Regions from separate parts of the Homo sapiens genome. Here region 1 is linked to region 2. The links are chromatin contacts, found by Hi-C in ENCODE. All regions are on one chromosome and are shown on one strand. Each heading gives the region's core, a stretch centred on a gene start or an enhancer-like site at or near the end of the contact. The rest is flanking DNA. Distances are from core to core; before and after follow the strand shown. Region 1 holds the start of VPS72 (vacuolar protein sorting 72 homolog). Region 2 holds the start of APH1A (aph-1A gamma-secretase subunit).

Region 1 (3,658 bases), core at 51-2,550, 920 kb before region 2:
CATCTTGGCCAGGCTGGTCGTGAACTCCTGACCTCATGATCCACCCCCTTCGGCCTCCCAAAGTGCTGGGATTACAGGTGTGAGCCACAATTTTGTGTCTTTTAACAAATCTTTCCCTGTCCCTTCCTTCCCCCTGCTCTTCCCAGCCTCCAGTATCCTCTGTTCTTTCACTTCTATGAAATCAACTTTTTAAAAGCGTCACATATGAGTGAGAACATGCAGTGTTTTAACTTTCTGTTCGTGGCTTAAGTCAGTTAACATGTCCTCCAGTTCCATCCATGTTGCTGCAAATGACAGGATTTTCTTCTTTTTAATGGCTGAAAAGTATTCCATTGTGTATATACACCCTATTTCCTTTATTCATCTGTTGTTGGACACAGAGATTGATTTCCTATTTTGGCTACTCTAAGTAGTGCTGCAATAAATATGGGGGTGCATAAATATGGAGTGCAGACGTCTCTTGGATATACTGATTTCCTTTTTTTTTTTCCTCCTAAATTGGCTTCCTCAGGTTGAATTATGTCCTTTCCTTTGGATAAATGTCTATGGCTGTGTTTTTAACCACAATACTATGCTTCCTTCCTCAAGGATTTTTGACTTTATCTTGTAGATGATGTGGAGCCATTAAAAATGTTTGAGGACAGGAGTGGCAAAACGTGGGTTTTTAGAAAGTTTCCTACTAGCAGCAGTGTAGAAAATGGACTGGAGCGGAGAGAATGACCTCTTCTAAAAGAAAATGTGAGCTGGGGGCGCAGGCTTATGCCTGTAATCCCAGCACTTTGGGAGGCCGAAGCGGGCGGATCACCTGAGGTCAGGAGTTCGAGACCAGCCTGGCCAACACGGTGAAAGCTGTCTCTACTAAAAATACAAAAATTAGTTGGGCATGGTGGCGGGCGCCTGTAATCCCAGCTACTCGGGGGACTGAGGCAGGAGAATCGCTTCAGCCCGGGGGACGGAGGTTGCAGTGAGCCGAGATCGTGCCACTGCACTCCAGTCTGGCGACAGAGCGAGGCGAGACTCCGTCCCTACGGAAAAAAAAAACCATATATATATATAAAATAAAAATAAATAAAATAAAATGTGTTGACTTAGGGTTATGGGGGTCTTCGTACCACCAAGTGGACTCATTGAGCAAGGGAGATCGCTGGGTACTAGAGCAAGCGGCCTAGAGCATCCGCGCAGGAGTAGGAGAGGCTGAAGAGTAAAGAGGGTTTAGAGGGTGGGACTGGGAGTCTCTCGACACTCTGTTACTTCTGCCTGTAAACGCCCGACTTCCGCCGCTGGTGGCCACCCGCAGGTAGTGATGTCGAGCGTCGAGCTCCCAAAACCGAGCTGGTGAGGGGCTGCAGGTGGCGGCGCAGTCTCGGTAGGCGGTATGAGTTTGGCTGGGGGCCGGGCACCCCGGAAGACCGCTGGGAACCGGCTTTCTGGGCTTTTGGAGGCAGAGGAGGAAGATGAGTTCTACCAGACGACTTATGGGGGTTTCACAGAGGCAAGATCCGGGCCTGGGAAAAGGGAGGGGAGGAGGCAAAGAGGAGCCCTGAAGGGAGAAACCCCGGACAAAGAAGAAGAGGGCGGGGAATAGAGAGGAGCTCTGGGAGCTGATACTCGAGTTGGGTGGGTGAATCGGAGCCGGGGGGCGAGGCGGGGGAACGGATAGTGTGGAGTCCTAGAAGGGAGAGCTCTGGATGGGGTCAAAGGGGCCTGAGACGGAGAAGCTCTCCGGAGGCACTCCAGAGAACAGAGAACGGCAGAAACCTACCGTATACTTGCGTGGTTGCATCTTTCACTGTACTTCTGACGTCCAGCATACACGAGGCACACACATAGTAGTAGACAGTTGCTCGATGTATACTCGTTGGCCCACTGCTGGATTATTCACCTGAGACATGGAAAGGAACCGCTCCAAAAGTAGAGGAGCTTAGCCCACTTCTTTTTCAGCTTTCAGGTCTCAGTGTAAATGTTTTCTCAGGAAGATAACCCTTCCTTGACTATCCTAACAAGTGTCCCCATTTATTTCTTCCACAGAACATATTTCAATTTGCAATTAGATTTGGTTTGCTTACTTGCTTATGCTTTTCTATTGCATTGTAAACTGTATAAAGTTAGAGATGGTCTGTTTTGTTCAACATTATGTGTGAGGTGTCCGGACTGGGCTGCCACTTGCTAAATTTTTATTAGTTGAATCTACCCGTTTATTAAATGTGTTGAGTACCCAGAGCATGCCATCGGTAATAGGTTGTTTTAGGCTCTAGGGAAACAGAATATTAAAAACAGTGCTCTGTCCTTACATACTCCATGCCCCAGTGGGGTAACTGCCTGGGTTAACAGTTAAAATACTGTGTGATAGGCCGAGCACAGTGGCTTTGGCCGGGCACAGTGGCTCACGCCTGTAATCCCAGCACTTTGGAAGGCCGAGGCGGGTGGATCACAAGGTCAGGAAATCGAGACCATCCTGGCCAACATGGTAAAACCCCCTGTCTCTATTAAAATACAAAAATTAGCCAAGCGTGGTGGTGTGCGCCTATAGTCCCAGCTACTCAGGAGGCTGAGGCAGAGAATCGCTTGAACCTGGGAGGAGGAGGTTGCAGTGAGCCGAGATCGTACCACTGCACTCCAGCCTGGGCGACAGAGCAGGACTCCGTCTCAAAAACAAACAAAAAATGTGTGATAAGGACTAAAACAAGGTGTAAGAGTGTTAAGGTAATACATCTGAACCAAAGTTGTTGATCAGGATAGGCATCCCTGGAGGGATGATGTTTAAGCTGAGGACAGTTTGAAAAGTAGACCTTAGCTTGATGAAAAGCAGGAGAAGGAGAAAGGTTAGTCCACAGAGCAGGATGGGCTGAGTATGTAAAGACATTGAGATCCTGGTCTAGGACCTGCAAGTCTACTTTCATTCTCCAGAGCATGAAGGAGACTAAAGATTGATAAGCCTGCAGGGAGTAGGCATGGGCCAGATCCTTTAGGGCCTTGTGAGCTATGTTAAGGAATTTTGCTCTTCATCCAGAGGACTGAGAAGAGTCATCAGAATTCCACGATGAAATTTGTACTTTAGGAAGGTTACTTACTCTGTAATGAGAATGGCTTGAAGGGGGCATGGCAGTAGAGAAACAGAAAGATTCAAGAGAAATTAAGGAATAGAACCCACAGGACTTAGGGGCTGGGTGTGGTGGCTCACGCCTGTAATTCCAGCACTTTGGGAGGCTGAGGCGGGTGGATCACGAGGTCAGGAGTTCGAGACCAGCCTGACCAACATGGTGAAACCCTGTCACTACTAAAAATGCAAAAAATTAGCTGGTTGTGGTGGCGTGTGCCTGTAATTCCAGCTACTTAGGAGGCTGAGGCAGGAGAATCACTTGAACCCAGGAGGCAGAGGTTGCAGTGGATTGCGCCACTGCCCTCCAGCCTGGGCGACAGAGTGAGACTCTGTCTCAAAAAAAAAAAAAACCCACATCACTGACAGAGTCATTACTGACACAGCCCTAACCAACTAGTTTAAAATAGAACTTTCTCATCCCTCCTCTAAGGCCATTTTCCTATTTCTGTCATTTTACGACTTGTTATTTAATATGTACCCTTCATGCTTCCAAAAAGGATTTAAGGAGGCTTACAATATAAACAAAAAGTAGGAACAGTAAAAATAGAGACAGATCAG
Region 2 (3,468 bases), core at 443-2,942:
TAGTCTCATTAGGGAATAATTTGCCTGGTGACTTTCCATGTAAATATTTTCTTTCTTTTTTTTCAGAGACAGAGTCTTGCTCTGTCGCCCAGGTTGGAGTGCAGTGGTGGGATCTCAGCTCACTGTAACCTCCACCTCTCAGATTCAAGCTATTCTCGTGGCTCAGCCTCCTGAGTAGCTGGGACTACAGGTGCGCACCACCATGCCTGGCTAATTTTTTGTATTTTTAGTAGAGATGGGGTTTTACCACACTGGCCAGGCTAGTCTCAAACTCCTGACCTCAAGTGATCCAGCCGCCTTGGCCTCCGAAAGTGCTGGGATTACAGGCATGAGCCACTGTGACCAGCCTCCGTGTAAATCTATACAATCTATTCCTCAGCTCCTTTCCAGAATATCCTGGAAGACATGTAAAACATGTATGTGAGTGTGCACATATGGATTAAATAATAAATCACTTCCAGGAAGGAAAGGAAGTTTGGTTATCTTTAAACAATTTCTGTGGGGTTTTTTTTGGTACTTTGATTATGCTTTCAAAAACAATATTCCAGATTTCTTTCCTCTTTTCCATCCTCAGATTCCTTTGCCTAACATCTTCCCTAAGGACTAACCTCTCCCCATCCAAATGAGATTACAATACCCTCCTCTCCTACTTAACTTTCTTTTTCTTTTTTGAGACAGAACCTCACTCCGTTGCCCAGGCTGTAGTGCAGTAGCGCAATCTCAGCTCACTGCCACCTCTGCCTCTTGGGTTCAAGCTATATTTGCCCCTCAGCCTCCCAGGTAGCTGGGATTACAGGCGTGCGCCACCACATCTGGCTAATTTTTGTATTTTTAGTAGAGATGGGGTTTCGCCATGTTGGCCAGGCTGGTCTCAAACTCCTGGCCTCCCAAAGTGCTGGGATTACAGGGGTGAGCCACCGCGCTCAGCCTACTTTAACTTTCATTCACTCTAATATACAACCCCTCTCAGCCTCAGGAAAACGCACCACTGAGGTTCATTTTTCAGAAAATAAATAGAGGAAGTATGACATAAAAGGAATTTATGGCGGGGGTGGGGTGGGGGTGTCGTTTTCCTTCAACCCCATCGCTCTAATTGCTTTTAAACTCCCGGACTCTTTCAAAATGCCTTCCTAACATTTCTCTCCAGGCTCCTTTTGCTTCTCTCCGATTCTCTTGTCATTACAGATGAAGGCTTCATTAGCGATATACTGTATTCCATGTTTATTATACTAGTCTGTCCGAAGAGCTCCTACTTTTTAATGTAATCTTCATCTCTTAGGCAGCAGCTCTAGCCCATTTCCTCTCATTCAAGTAAGAACAATACCCGTCCCTATCTCCCTGCGCCCCATCCTGTGCTCTCTTTGTATTTGTCCCTTAGATTCAAACAGGATCTACCCCCTCTGCAGCCCTTCAAGAAGAGGTATGATTGCTACCACTTTTCCCCACAAAGTGACGAAAGGAAACAGCGACGGAAGCGCAACCGAACCCTGGAATTGGTGTCTCGACTGGTCCATTCCCGGCCCACCCCCATTAACCGGCTCGAGCCACTCCCAGGACGAAGTCAAGGCCTCGGAAGGCGACTACAACTCCCAGCAGGTCGAGCAGCTCCGCCCGCGCTGATTCTCCATTGGCCTTCCGGGGGTGGGGATTAGATGGGAGGTGGCCGTGGGGCTGCGGCCGGGATTTGTCCCCTCTTCGGCTTCCGTAGAGGAAGTGGCGCGGACCTTCATTTGGGGTTTCGGTTCCCCCCCTTCCCCTTCCCCGGGGTCTGGGGGTGACATTGCACCGCGCCCCTCGTGGGGTCGCGTTGCCACCCCACGCGGACTCCCCAGCTGGCGCGCCCCTCCCATTTGCCTGTCCTGGTCAGGCCCCCACCCCCCTTCCCACCTGACCAGCCATGGGGGCTGCGGTGTTTTTCGGCTGCACTTTCGTCGCGTTCGGCCCGGCCTTCGCGCTTTTCTTGATCACTGTGGCTGGGGACCCGCTTCGCGTTATCATCCTGGTCGCAGGGTGAGTAGAGGGCCCGGGAGACGCGGGAGAGCGTCGAAGAGAGAGGTGCGGAAGGGGCTGGAGGAACTGGGGCAAGCCTGGGAGCCTGAATTGGGGACGATAAGTCGGAGGTGAAGTTTGGGCGGAGGTGAGGGGTTGGGTCTGGGAGATTTGTCCTTTCCCGCAGTTGGTTTCCACCTTCCAAGGATCTCACAGATTCCTCCTATATTCCTCCCAGCGACGTCAGAGAAGGCCCAAGGCCGAGACTCGTGAGGGGGCTGTGCTGACCTAGGCAGGCCGAGTCAGGTGCCTTAGGGGAGGATCCAGGAACGGATACCTCGCCCTTCCGTGCTCGCACACTCTGGCTGTCATCGCTCTGAAGACTCTTTAATTAGATTTCTCCCCTTTCCAGTGCGTTCACTTTTCTACAGATGAGTCTCTTGGTGGAGACAGTTACCCTACCTGGTCCATGTCTCCCTAACCATCCGGAAGGCTAACTTCCACTTTTCAAGCAGCTTTGGCTGGTTTCCCTCCTTGATTTCTCTGGCTCCCACTACTATTGCTTGTCTCACTGCCCCTGTCTTTTCTCAGGGCATTTTTCTGGCTGGTCTCCCTGCTCCTGGCCTCTGTGGTCTGGTTCATCTTGGTCCATGTGACCGACCGGTCAGATGCCCGGCTCCAGTACGGCCTCCTGATTTTTGGTGCTGCTGTCTCTGTCCTTCTACAGGAGGTGTTCCGCTTTGCCTACTACAAGCTGCTTAAGTAAGAAGATGGAGTGGTCTGGAGGGGAGAGGGGCAAAGGACTGCACTATGGGAAGTGGGGCAGCCCCTGGGTGCTGGTTTGGAAGAGGAGGCACTAAGGGAGGACATTAGAGGGAAAGGAGCATCCCTGCCCTCCCTCATGTTTCCCCTACCCCACCCCACCCCAGGAAGGCAGATGAGGGGTTAGCATCGCTGAGTGAGGACGGAAGATCACCCATCTCCATCCGCCAGATGGCCTATGGTGAGCCAAGGGAGAGGGACTGGAGGAGGGAGTTGGACAGCCCCCTCCTCTAGGGAAGTCTCTAAATATCCACATGTTCTAAGTGGCTTCTTACTTTCCTTCATCCGTCACTTCCAAAGAAAGTTGGTCTGGAGGGAGAGTAGATGTGAAAGAATTGTAACCGGGAATGGGGAGGGGTCAGTGGTGAACAGGCAATAGTGTGATCTCTGACATTGATGAGATCCTCCCTTCCCCCAGTTTCTGGTCTCTCCTTCGGTATCATCAGTGGTGTCTTCTCTGTTATCAATATTTTGGCTGATGCACTTGGGCCAGGTGTGGTTGGGATCCATGGAGACTCACCCTATTACTTCCTGACTTCAGGTAAGATCCACCTTCTATCTAGCCTTTACCCCCCATCCATCCTTGTCCCTGATCTGATTTATTGGCCTTCCCTGAGAGACTTCTTTGGCTCAACATCTCAGGAGCCTGGGAGAAGA

The links. Hi-C counts contacts between places; a loop is a spot of excess contacts on that map. Pooled maps may share reads with other maps.
Region 1: a pooled map shows a loop between it and region 2 (4-fold over the local background). The contact joins the promoter of VPS72 here to the promoter of APH1A in region 2. A Hi-C loop is called at or near these places in 7 of 50 pooled maps.

Annotation. Positions count from the first base shown.
Region 1 is chr1:151,187,839-151,191,496 of GRCh38, reverse strand. It overlaps VPS72 (vacuolar protein sorting 72 homolog), which reads left to right and starts at 1,300. Exons shown (of 6, transcript NM_005997.3): 1 at 1,300-1,492. The coding sequence starts at 1,376. RefSeq lists enhancers at 1,156-1,215, 1,256-1,325.
Region 2 is chr1:150,267,240-150,270,707 of GRCh38, reverse strand. APH1A (aph-1A gamma-secretase subunit) reads left to right here and starts at 1,692. Exons shown (of 7, transcript NM_001077628.3): 1 at 1,692-2,010; 2 at 2,581-2,751; 3 at 2,919-2,992; 4 at 3,230-3,352. The coding sequence starts at 1,898. LOC124904414 reads left to right here. Exons shown (of 2, transcript XM_047438213.1): 2 at 1,379-1,652. The coding sequence ends at 1,652. It also overlaps a transcript of C1orf54 not described here. RefSeq lists enhancers at 1,240-1,289, 1,350-1,399, 981-1,592 and a silencer at 1,453-1,910.